Regions from separate parts of the Homo sapiens genome. Here region 2 is linked to region 1. Evidence: chromatin loops called from intact Hi-C (ENCODE). Cell type or tissue: B cell. All regions are shown on one strand. Links, peaks and the distances in the headings refer to the core of each region. The heading gives the core; the rest is flanking DNA.

Region 1 (6,559 bases), core at 696-5,695:
CAACATAATTATTTCAAAAACGTGTATTTATTTAATTGGGCTCCTTCCTGTCACACAGGGTTGAGCGTGGGGGGTCTACTCTCATGAATCTAAAGCACTTCTGGAGATTAATGGAAAATACACTGGGCCAAGGCAAGGTTACAACCTGAAATAAATAACTAAGCTTGTACATTCAGAGCAAAGGGTTTCCTAATTTAAAAAAAAACTTAGTTCCAGACTCTTTTGAACATCTGATGACACTATGGCCTCTTTTTATTTTTATTTTTATTTTTATTTTTTTTACAGAAATATGCACTTATACTCCCAAGTATTTAACTTCAGAGGCTCACAGACCCTAGAGAGATACAGTGGCTTCTCACTTGATACTGATGTTCCTAGAAATATCTAATGGCCAGATTTATAACAATAGACATTTGCCAAAAAAAAAAAAGTATAGCATAATTTAGAATCAATCAGAGAAAGCTTAGCATTTCTTAATCAAGGAGCAACTCTTTCCAAAAATGCTCATCAAGATACCATTTACGTCAACTTGTAAAATATAAATAATGTTGCATCACAGCAAAAAAAGTCTAGGGAAATGAGCAATTTTTTTATGACCCATAATGAAGACAATGTGTTGCTCTGGTTACAATAACCTCTGTGAGAAACAATTCTGTAAACCATGTGCTTTCTGCTGATTCCTTTCCATCTAATCATTACTTTCTCTAAAAATAGTGATTGATTATAGGCTCCGTGTCTTGCAAATTGGAAGAAAGGGTGAACTGATACGTGCTTGAGTTCATCACAGTTTTTTTGTTCTACAATCAAGTACCAGACTTTGGATTCCCTTTACCTTCTTTGACTGCAGATGTCCCAATGGTCTTAGTCATGACGAAACTGCCCCCAAACACCCGCATCTTATACAGACACACATGCACACACACATACACACACATATGTGTGCACACACACACACACCCTCTTCAGTTCTTTGAAGGGCTTAATGCATGCTTATATAAAGGTTTCTATCTATTTTGATGCCATCACCATTAACTCAATTCTACTTCTTGATTTGCCAGTGTGCCCTATCATTTTTCTCACTTGCTAGTTCTGTTCAGAGAATCTGTGTCAGCTTTACCTCCAATTCTCACTGTGATTTCTAGTAATCTGAACCACTTGAACCTGATTCCATTATATTGGGATTTTGTGTACTATAAATATTAGTCATAGGCCAGGTGCAGTGGCTCATGCCTGTAATCCCAGCACTTTGGAAGGCCAAGGCAGGAGGATTGCTTGATCCCAGGAGTTCAAGACCAGCTGGGGCAACATAGGGAGACCATGTATCTACAAAAAAAAAAATGTTTAAAAGTTAGCTGGGTGCAGTGACACATGCCTGTAGTTGCAGCTACTGAGGGCTGAGAAGGAAGGATTGGTTGAGCCCAGGAAGTCATGGCTGCAGTGAGCTGTGATTGTGCCACTCTACTCCAACCTGGGCAACAGAGTAAGACCCTGCCTCAAAAAATAAAATAAAGTAAAATAAAATAAAATAAAATAAGTCAAAATCGAGGTATCAGTGGGGGCTGCAGTTCTCCCCTGGCACTCAGGGTCCTCTTAGGAGCTTCTTGCTTACTTGCAGAACTCATTTCCCTCTCATGCTTTTTATGTGACTGGCTCCACCTTCAGACCCGCAATGGCAGGGAGAGCTCTCATGCTTCCCGTCTCTCTGACTTCATGTTCTGCCACATATCCCTGACACCAGCTTGAGAAAGTTCTCTGCTTTTAAGGGCTTATATGATTAAATTCGGCCAACCTGCATAACCCAAGATATTCCTTCCATCTTAGGTCTGTAGCCATTTACCATGCAGCATAATATGCTCATAGGCCTCAAGGATTAAGATGTGGACATCTTTCAGGAGCATTCTTCCTACCAGAGAAACCTACAGGTAAAATGGCATGGACATTCAGAGAGAGAGAGAGAGAGAGAGAGAGAGAAAGAGAAGGGTCAGTTTTAATTAGGAATGTGAAAGAGCTAGTCAATTAGAACTATGAGAGGTAGAACAATTTTAGCTGGGCTTCGAGTTACAGATCAAATTTTGGTTGGTGGAGATGAAGTTGGGGGATGCATTTCAGATGAAGGTGTTTAGAGAAATGATGAGAAGTCAAACTTGGGGTAGGAAGGAGGACAAAGTAGGTTGGAGTCAAGGAGTAGAAGACCTTAAATTATGGGTCAATAGTTTACTCGTACTAAACATATAAACTATACCTTAAGTAAAAATAAGTCTTAAAATTAAATATTAAACAGAAACATCCTTAATTGCTACCAGTGAATTCTGAGAAAAGTCAGTTTGCAATAGTTGGATACATTTAGCAGCAGGAAGGATAATGTTACTGGTATGATGTGGGTTGTGGGAAAGGTCTGAGAATTGATGAATCCAACTACCGAAGTGGTTCCTTTTACCAACTCCTATGTAAGGACTTCTGATTAAGATTTGATATTTTCTATGAGGTGATGCCTCAGATTTTACACTATTGTAAAAGCCTGTTTCCACCATAAATGCGGAAATGTGTTGCAGGTTATCTATTTCTTCTTTCATTCCTGAAAACCTGAAAATAATCAATTGTATTATGACTTGAAAGTCTAGAGATGAAAAAAAAATACAAAAGATATAATAGAAGGAAAATTCCTGTTTACAGTAGCAGCCGAAAAGATAAAAGGAAATGAACTTATGAAACATGCAAGATTTAGATGAAGAACACTTCAAAATGCTGTCAACAGACTAAAAAAAGAATCAAATTAATGGAAATATGTACTATTATGTTCTTAGATCAAGAAGACTAAATAGAAAGACATCAATTTTCCTATGTTAATTCAAAATTTAATATGTTATTATGTCAATAAAATATTGTTTTCTTTCATTTTTACTGGAAAAACTACATAAAAATTTGTATGAAAAAATAAATGAGAATATTCAAAAATAAAAATTCTAAAAAAGGAAAGCTGATAGATGGGACTAGCCCCATCAGATAGCAAATTACACCTAAGTGTTTCAATAGCTTAAACACTATAGTAGCAGTTCAAGACTAGACAGGGAATCCAATGGAACAGGACAGTGCAGAAATAGACCAAAACACATGCCATATTATAAAGAAGCCATCTTAGGTCAATGGAAAAAAATATGAATTAGTCACTAAATGGTACTGGGACAACTGGCTAGCTATCTAGAAAAAAAACTGTATCTATAGAATACAGAATTCCAATCTACAGAATAAACTCCAAGTGGATCAAAAATATCAATGTAAAAAGTGAAATCATAAAAACATTAGAAGAATAAATAAGAATATTCCTTTATGATCTTAGAAGCTCAGAAGCCATAAAACCAAAGGTATATATAATGATTTTAACAATTTTTTCATGGCTAAAAGCAACATAAGCTAAGTCAAAATATGGAGTTGTTTAGAGGAAATGATGAGAAGTCAAACTTGGGGTAGGAAGGAGCACAAAATAGGTTGGAATCAAGGAGTAGAAGACCTTAAATTATGGGTCAACAGTTCACTCGTACTAAACATATAAACTATACCAAACTATAAACTACACCAAAGCAATATTTGAAATAGCAAAAAAAAAAAAAAAAAAAAAAAAAAAAAGAAACACTTTAAATGTCATTTGTAGGGACCAGTTAGTTGATAAACCATGTTTGATTCATATAATGGAATGCTATGCTGCTATCAAAAAAAAAATGAGAGTTTCGTATGTATTGACATAGGAAGAACTCCTAGATATGTTATGGAGTGAAAACAGCAAAGTGTAAAATATTGTCTTAGTATGCCACCTTGTGTATAAAAAGGAGGACATTAAGAATACATATTTATAGTTGCTTGTATATGTCACGTGCGTCTGTGTGAAGAGACCATCAAACAGGCTTTCTGTGAGCAATAAAGCTTTCTAATCACCTGGGTGCAGGCGGGCTGAGTCTGAAAAGAGAGTCAGCAAAGGGAGATAGGGTTGGGGCCATTTTATAGGATTTGGGTGGGTAATGGAAAATTACAGTCAAAGAAGGTTTTTCTCTTTCAGGCAGGGGCGAGGGTCACAAGGTGATCAGTGGGGGAGCTTCTGAGCCAGAAGAAGGAATTTCACAAGAATAATCGCTCAGTTAAGTTGGGGCAAAAATAAATCACAATGGTGGAATGTCATGAGATAAGGCAGGAACTGGCAATTTTCACTTCTTTTATGATTCTTCACTTGCTTCAGGCCATCTGGATGTATATGTGCAGGTCACAGGGGATACGATGGCTGAGCTTGGGCTCAGAGGCCTGACATTCCTGTCTTCTTATATTAATAAGAAAAATAACATAAAATAGTATTGAAGTGTTGGGGCAGTGAAAATTTTTGGGGGGTGGTATAGAGAGAGAAAGGGTGATGTTTCTCAGGGTTGCTTCAAGCGGGATTAGGGGCGACATGGGAACCTAGAGTGGGAGAGATTAAGCTGAAGGAAGATTTTGTGGTAAGGGGTGATATTGTGGGGTTATTAGAAGGAGCATTTGTCATTTAGAATGATTGGTGATGGCCTGGATACAGTTTTGGATGAATTGAGAGACTAAATGAAAGACACAAGGTCTGAATAAGAGAAGGAGAAAAACAGGTATTAAAGGACTAAGAATTGAGAGGACCCAGGACACCCAATTAGAGAGTGCCCAAGGGGGTTCAGTGTAATTACTTGCTTGGTTGGCAAGTTTTTGGGCTCTATCCTTGAGTTTTTTTTATGTTGTCATATACCAGGCCAGACTGATTTAGGTAAAACAACACTTTTCATTTAAAAATCTACAGAGTCCCCTTTTTTTAGCAGTGAGTAAGTTGAGGCTTTGGCGATTTTGGAGGAAAGAGAAATGCAAAGCCAGCAATTGTTTTTTAAAGAAGGATTAGAAACAGCTAGGAGACAGTGAGTGAGATTGATAGTGTGGTGGAGACAGCTGGGGAGAGGTAGAGGGTGGCATAAGAATGGGAATGAGAATAAGAGTGAGTATAAAAGTAAAGAATAGGACTTCATTGGATGAAAGTATTGGAGTGTACCCTGTCAGCAAAGATCATCTATCCACTTTAAGAGTGGCAGTTTAGGAATAGCACCAGGCGATATTAGCTGTGATGGCTTGGAGAAACAGTGTAAACAGGCAGTGTAAACAAGAGCAGGACATTTATGAGTAGTTGAGAACAGTGAATAGGAGTATGACTAGACAGAAGACAGTAGGGATGACAAGTTTTTGGGGTGCAGTCCAAGTTGGGCTGGTGTCTGGAATGAGACTGGGGCCTAAAAAAGAGGAGTGTCCATACAGGAGCTCAAATGCGCTGTACCCTCGTAGCATCCTGAGGGCAGACCCAAGTTCTGAGAAGGGCAAGTGGTAAAAGTATTGTCCAGTCCTTTCTAAGTTGGAAACTGAACTTGGTGAGGTGTGTTTTTAAAAGACCATTAGTCCATTTTACCTTTCCTGAAGACTGAGGACCGTAAGGGGTCTGAAGGTTCCACTGAATACCAAGAGCCTGAAAAACTGCTTGGGTGATTTGACTAGTAAAGGCCTGTCCGTTATTGGACTGTATAGAGGTGGGAAGGCCAAACTGAGGAATTATTTCTGACAGAAGGGAAGAAATGACCGTGGTGGCCTTCTCAGACCCTGTGGGAAAGGCCTCTACCCATCCAGTGAAAGTTTCTACCCAGACCAAGAGGCATTTTAGTTTCCTGACTCAGGGCATGTGAGTAAAATTAATTTGCCAGTCCTAGGCAGGGGCAAATCCCTGAGCTTGATGTATAGGGAAGGGAGGGGGCCTGAACAATCCCCGAGGAGGAGTAGAATAGCAGATGGAACACTGAGAAGTGATTTCCTTGAGGATAGATTTCCACGATGGAAAGGAAATGAGAGGTTCTAAGAGATGGGCTAGTGGCTTGTAACCTACATGGAAGAGGCTATGAAATGACAACAGAATAGAATGGGCCTGTGAGGCTGGAAGGAGATATTTTCCTTGGTCTAAGAACTATTTGCCTTGTATGGGAAGAGATTGATAGGTGGAAGTTTCAGTGGGGGAGTAGGTGGGAGTGACTGATGAGAAGGAGAAAAACTGGTCGTGAGGGACAGAAGTTGGAAAGCTAGCTGCTTCTTTAGCTACCTTATCAGCATAAGTATTGCCCTGAGCAATGGGATCTGATGCCTTTTGATGGCTCTTCCAGTGAATGACTCCAACTTCCTTTGGAAGTAAAGCAGCCTTGAGAAGAGTTTTTATTAAAGAGGCATTGATGATGGAGGACCCTTGCATAGTGAGGAAACCTCTTTCTGCCTATATAACAGCATGGTGGTGCAGGATATGGAAGGCATATTTAGGGTCAGTATAAATATTGATGTGTAGTCCTTTTGCAAGAGTGAGGGCTCAAGTTAAGGCAATGAGTTCGGCTTGTTGAGAGGTAGTGGAGGGGTCAGAAAGTATATGTGTCAGATGTGAGGAAGAAAATAGATTTTGGAAGTTATGAGAACTGTAGAGAGTGAGTTGAGCATAGTTTGTGATTTTGAGGGCCTCTAAAAGTATTAGGGCAGTGGC
Region 2 (6,559 bases), core at 510-5,509, 99 kb before region 1:
TAATTCATGCTTCATGGGCTTGTTTTGAAGATTAAATAAGAATGCATGTAAAGCACTTAGTATCATTCCTAGACTATTATAAGTGCTCATTACATGTTAATTAATGTTACCATATTTATTACTGTCATTCACAAAGCTCTCTGCAGAATACATTCCACAATATTGAATAACTTGCCTGCCACAGCTTGGCAGTTCTACTTTACTTCTTCTAAGGTAACTGGAATTGTAACTTAACAGGTCAATCACAAGAATGGCTTCAGAGGCAAAGGATGCCAGACCACAGTGGGTGATGGAGTGAATGAGCACTGAAGGCAGTGAGTGCAGGCTCCTCTTTCAAGAAACTGGGCTGTGACTTCATGGAGAAGGTCTCTGTAGGACACAGAGAGTTTGCAGATGTTTGTAGACTACCAGGGAAGGAACCAATAAAAGGAATGAAATTGGAGATACCATAGATAAGGACAAGTAAAGGGACAAGACCATACTGTAATGGATATATTATATGAATAACTGCGCAGGCATTTCTCAAAGACACAGCAAAGAAAATAAAAAAAAAAAACAGTGTCTTATCTTGGGTTCCTCTGAAAGCAGAGCCTGAGATGAAGGCTGGATTCCATGTAGTTTATTTGGGAATGTGATCCCAGAAAGCAGAAGTACAGGATAGCAGGAGAGAAACAGGAAGGAAGGAAAGTTTATACAAGGTGTTGGCCTCATCTGTAGGTAATTGGTGCTTAATACCACTGGACCTTCTGAGAACCTCATAAAACCCACTTCAGAACTGCCTATCTACTGGCACAAGGGGAGACATTTGTCTTTTGTCTCCTTTTCCACTAGGTCAAAGATGGTCTATTGGATTAAATCCTTTGTATTTCTAGCATGAGAAACTGTGAGTGCCAAGCCGGTTCCCGAGGGTATCCCATGCTGTGGCTTCTACAGAGCCACAAGACTGAAAGCAAAAGGTACAGGGCTCTGGCCCAAGTGGAAGGCTGTGCAAGTGTACCTGGGTAAAGCCTACTGAAGCCTTCAGTAGGATCGTCACCAAGTGGTGGTTGGGTTGAGAGGTAGGCCCCAGAAGATTTTACAGTGGTGGACAACAGATACTCCACAGGAAGAGCTAACATTATTGCACATTGATTAAACACCGGGCACTGTTCTGAACACTTGACATTAATTCACTTAATCCTCACAGCTACTTTGCATTGCAAATGAGAAAATTGAGGCACAAAAGCTGGAGAACGCTGCTTGAGGTCACATAGCTGTTGAGTGTCAAAGCCAGGAATCAGGTTCCGGCACACAAGCTCCTAACGACTGCACCGCACAGCCTCTGAGAATGGGGCTGGCTGAAGCAGGGGCAGCAGTGTTTGTGTTGTGTCCATGTTGGTGGGGACCCCACTCATTCACATTTGACCTCCGGCCCCCTCCCCTCAGCATTCCATAAATGCCCTCTACTAAGCTCTAGGTGGAATTAATTCCTATCTAGACCTTCCAAGGTCATATTTAACTTAACTCCACTCACTTTATTCCCCAAAGTAAAACAAAACCCAACTTGCTGACTGCAAGTGAACTTGGAGCCTCCCCTCCTTTTTTTTTTTTTTTTTTTGAGAAGGAGTCTCACACTGTTGCCCGGGCTGGAGTGCAGTGGCGCAACCTCGGCTCACTGCAGCCTCTGCCTCCCCGGTTCAAGTGATTCTTCTGCCTCAGCCTCCCAAGTAGTTGGAATGACAGGCGCCTGCCACCATGCCCAGCTAATTTTTTGTATTTTTAGTAGAGATGGGGTTTCACTATGTTGGCCAGGCTGGTCTCAAACTCCTGACTTCGTGATCTGCCTGCCTCAGCCTCCCAAAGTGCTGGGATTACAGGAGTGAGCCACCGTGCCCAGCTGGAGCCTCCTTTGAGCTGCTTGGTCTCTTGCTCATTTATTCTTCACTAAAATTCAATTGAAATCATTTGGTGATCACCACTAAGAGTCACTTCCAAAGTATGTGTTGTTAAAAGAAAAACTTCAGCCAAATTACATTTAAAGGAGTTTAATTGAGCAATGATTGATTTGTGAATCGGGCAGCCCCCAGAATCACAGCAGATTCAGAGAGACTCCAGGGATGCCTCGTGGTCAGAACAAATTTACAGACAAGAAAAACGGAAGTGACGAACAGAAATTGGAGGTGAGGTACAGAAACAGCTGGATTGGTTACAGCTTAGGATTTGCCTTATTTGATCACAGTTTGAACACTCAGCAGTGTATGAGTGGTTGAAGTACGGCTGCTGGGATTGGCCAAGACTCAGCAATTGTTAGAGGAGCATACTGATAAGTTAGAGTTTCAATCTTGTCTATCTATTAAGTTAGGTTGCAGTTTGTCCACAAGGACTCAAACATAGAAGTACGGAGGCCATGTTTAGTTTGTTTTAACAGTGTAATAAAATTGACTTAAACTACAAAAGAACTGAAATATTCAACTGCACCTAGGACAAAAATTTTTTTTAAAAAATGTAACCATAGCTACATTTGACTGTCGAGCGCTTTGCAAGTGGTCAAACTGAGGTGTGCTATAAGTGTAAGATACATTGCAAATTTGAAAGATTTAGTACAGAAAAAAAGTAAACTACCTCATTAGTATTTCTTATATTGGCTACATATTCATATGACAACCATTTTGGATATATTGGGTTAAATAAAATGTGTTATTAAAATTAATGTCACTGATTTCTTTTTACTTTTTAAAATGTGGCTACTAGAAAGTTTAAAATTGTATATGTGACTCATAGTATATGTCTATTGGACATAATTTGACCTTTTCCAGCCTCATTCTTACTTTCCCAGTCACTACACTTCAGTTACCAACTTTACTCTTCCTAAAACAGCCCCAACGTGTTCCTAACACAGGGCCTTTGCAGTTGCTCTTCCTCTGCCAGGAATGTCCTTTCTCAGGATTATTTATTCCTTTCCTTCTTGATCTCTTCAGAGGAACATCCCCTATCCAATCTATGTAGACAGTGTCTCTATCTTTCTTGTGCTTTATTTTTCTTTGGAGCAGTTAAATTGGGGACGGGTGGAGTGGTGCACATTTGTCATCAGAGGCTGAGGCTGGAGGATTGCTTGAGCCCAGGGGTTCGAGGCTGCAGTGAGCTAAGGTTTAAACAAACTAACAAAAAACAAACTGGTATCATGTCCTCTGTCTCTGTCAATGCCCTCTTTATATTATAGTGGAAATAAATGAAGAGATGAATGGAGTAGATTTTTGTGTTTTCCTGTAACCAACCTTTTGGGTAATGAATGAATAACCAATTAGAAAAAAAAAAAAAAAGTCCACTTTGATGGACTGTTTCATCTCTTGGCCTTGGAATTTCAAAACCTGCCTTAGCACCTCCACATTGGGACTGCATCTGGCAGCTAAGTTGAGGATTCGCTTGCAGCTTAAGGATCCTTTCAAGGGCCTTCTCCCTAGGAAGGGATGTTGACTTGTCTAGCCTTCCTGGGAGCTGGGACTCCAATTGTCTCATGCACAGATGCTGAAGTCAGTTCTGTTTGTGGCTTCTGTTTTTATTGACAGTAGAGGGCAGCAGAGTCCTTTCCACAGGAGCATTTGAGCCGAGAAGACCAACTAAGACTTTGGGCTGTGCACAGTTAAAGTCAAGCTCCTTTCAGAGAGAAATAGCTAACGAGACCCGTAATGTCTAGGGTAAGAACTATAGCAATGGCATATTTTCTTCTATCTCTAATTATATAGATGGTTCAAACTTCTGATGCAATCTCCTTATTAAATATTTATTTTATCTGAGTTTTTATTTTCTTGCCTCCGTTTTGTTTGTAGTTTAAGGGTTGGCTAGGGGGTGTAGGACTGGAGAAAGTTGATATTAGTGGATTCATTTACATTCATTTGGTTTACATCTCATCCTGGATTTTCAGGAATGAAAACTGGCTTCTTGTGGCATACAATTTCTGTATTTATCTGCAAAGATTACTCTGGAGGGCAGACAGTGTTGGCTCTAACTTTATGCATGACCCAGAAATAAGCATCTCCATTAACCCATTATCATTATAGCACTGAGAGTTTTCAACAAAACATATGCATGAGAATTGATTAATAATCCCTAAGAGTGATGTGGATAATAAAAAGCTTATAGGTCCCTCAGCTATGACAGACAGTCGTGCAGATATGCTTCCTAAGAACACAAGGAAAAAAGGTATGATTCTCCAAAAAAGTATTTTTAAAATCCAGTAGGTAGTGAGAGTGCTTCTAAGAAATTATACAAAGTGCCTTGATCAGTTAGTAACTTTAGAATGAGCTCTTAGCTAGAAAATTCAGGAAATCAGCAGCATAAGGGTGTTTTACATACTTCATTAAAAAAAATTTCCAATATATTTACCAAAAAAGAAATCATGATTATTTCCTCATCTCCATATTTCACGGACAATAGAATGGTTTAGGTTAAAACAACAACAACAGCTGACCTTGGCATGTTGGTCAAGTTAGCTAGCAGCTAGTGACTCAAAGTTTCCCCTATTAGCTGTACTGTCTCAGTAACAGAGTTTTGAATTGCAACTTAATTTCTCCTAATATTGTGTCCTACAGTTTTGATACCTAATAGTTGCATGGATATCTGCTATCATTCTTTGGTTGCTTTAGTTGTGAGGACTGTTACATTCTCTAAAAATTCTGTTTTAGCCTCCAAATGCTTAGAGCCAGAGGAGTGGGATGAATTTGCTAACCCATAATCACAGTTAGTATATTGATAGCCACTGGAAGATTTTGTTGCTGTTTATGGCCACACAAATCAGTCTCAGGCTGGATTGTTTGGGCTTTGTTTGAATTTGCTACTTAACTTTGAACTCTAGGTTTTGAAAATTTCCACTCAGTTGCAGGCATATAACCTTAGGAAATTGGATTCTCAAGAGATAGCTGAAGATAGTGTTGAGCATGCCGTTTAGATACAAAATAGGACTAAAGAGCCTCATCCTGCTGAAATTATTTACCATTGGAGCCTCTGAATATAAATGTACTCCTAAAGGCAGTGAAGCTTCAGGAAGCCATATGAAGGTGAATAAGAAAAGATTTCTATTATTATACATATGGGACGCTGAGAAAGAGATGAGAAAAGAACCACAAGGAAAACATAAAATGGATGTAAGATCGACATTGCATTTTGAATATATGAAGATATTGTCAGAGGAAAATTCTATTTTCACGTACGATAATTCTATGCAACACACATAAACCAACAAATTCTTATTCAAAAGCCTAATCCAGGTTTAAGAAGTGGGAAAACAATCTTTGCATTTTGAATCTGTCCTTGTAGTGAGAAAGAGCTGAATTATGATTTGAACTCTTACTGATAGATAGGAACTCAGAAACTGCACAGAACATTTGAAGTATGTATTTGATAAAAATTCAGTGAGCCCTCTTTTGTGCCAAGTACGGTACTAGATACTATCGATACGGACAGAGTTTAGGACATGCCATTCCAAAATATGGCCTCTTGATGTTTCAGAAAAAAGCAGAAGCAGGAAGTTCTCTTTGACCTCCTCCCAAAGTTCTCCTCTGAAGCAGGTCGTAAAAGAATTATCTGATCTTTCTTTAAAGTAGGTCATAAGACCCTCATTCCAGAGACATCTTTCCTGTATCTGGAGGAAGGAATGAAGACATAGAGATGCCAAGAAGAATCTGAACAAATAGGCCTTACAAGTTGCCCCCAGTTAATTCCGATTAGATCATACCTTTGTCCAATCATACTTCTGTATGGCTGTCTACTCTTCATTAAACCTAAGTATAAAAATACACAAGTTTTCCTGTTTCTTTGGTTCTTCATTTCTGAAAACTCTCACGTCATATAAAACTTGCTCATATGTATTTTTTTTTTTTTTTGTAGAAGTCTCAGCCATGAACCTAGCAGTGAAGGAGGAAAACATCTTATGTCTTGTTCTCTACAACACAAAGATGAACATAAAGAAGAAACACAGACTCTGGCCTGGAGAAGTTCAGTGTCTGGTGGGGGAGACTGGATAAATAATTTAAAACATTTATTTAACAAATAATTACAGTGCAATATGATAAGTACAATAGCTAAAGTGTGGGCAAAGTGTCGCAGGAACAGGAATAAAGAGGAGACAACTTCCAAAAAAATCTTACATACTTAACCTTTTCCCGACATTTTGACCTGAAAATAAATCAGCATAACAACTCACAAATACAAGGGTTACATAATTTGCTTTATAAGAAGTACAGATTAGTTTTAAGTAAGATGATTTCTTTATAATGATAGCCCTGATAATTTAGTTTTTATGGACTTTTGGGATTCCATATTTATTAAGTCATCATTTGAGTCTCTCTTAGTAGATAGGATTCTCATCACACTTATTTTGGGGGATGTCATCTTACTTATTTGCCACCTAACACTGGTCATGGGCTGGTATTCAACAAAAATTTTTGAGCTAAATTAAATTTGAATATGTTATTATGGGTTAGATGAAGTAAAAAAAAATTGGGGCTGTTAATTGGTAAAATCTGAATTAGGATATTTATCTGGATAAAGTACTAAGAAAAAGGAAACCTTTACATATCTCCTT

What was found. A loop is a pair of places that touch in the nucleus more often than their neighbours do. Peaks named below come from ENCODE experiments on the same cell type or tissue, not always from the same donor. Only the 100,000 strongest peaks of a DNase experiment are listed, where the experiment ranks them.
Region 2: a loop joins it to region 1, with 21 times the contacts of the local background. A loop is called at or near these places in 10 of 110 quality-filtered maps.

Annotation. Positions count from the first base shown.
Region 1 is chr3:67,034,000-67,040,558 of GRCh38, forward strand. No RefSeq gene overlaps it. Among named protein-coding and RNA genes, the nearest start is that of KBTBD8, 39 kb to the left of the region's middle. In B cell, for the core only: no CTCF peak of the experiment used is centred there; a DNase peak (open chromatin) is centred at 3,812.
Region 2 is chr3:66,935,004-66,941,562 of GRCh38, forward strand. All of the region lies in intron 1 of LOC105377144 (a long non-coding RNA gene), which reads right to left. Among named protein-coding and RNA genes, the nearest start is that of KBTBD8, 60 kb to the right of the region's middle. In B cell, for the core only: CTCF peaks have their summits at 3,552 (motif pointing right) and 3,758; a DNase peak (open chromatin) is centred at 3,548; H3K27me3 peaks cover 351 bases.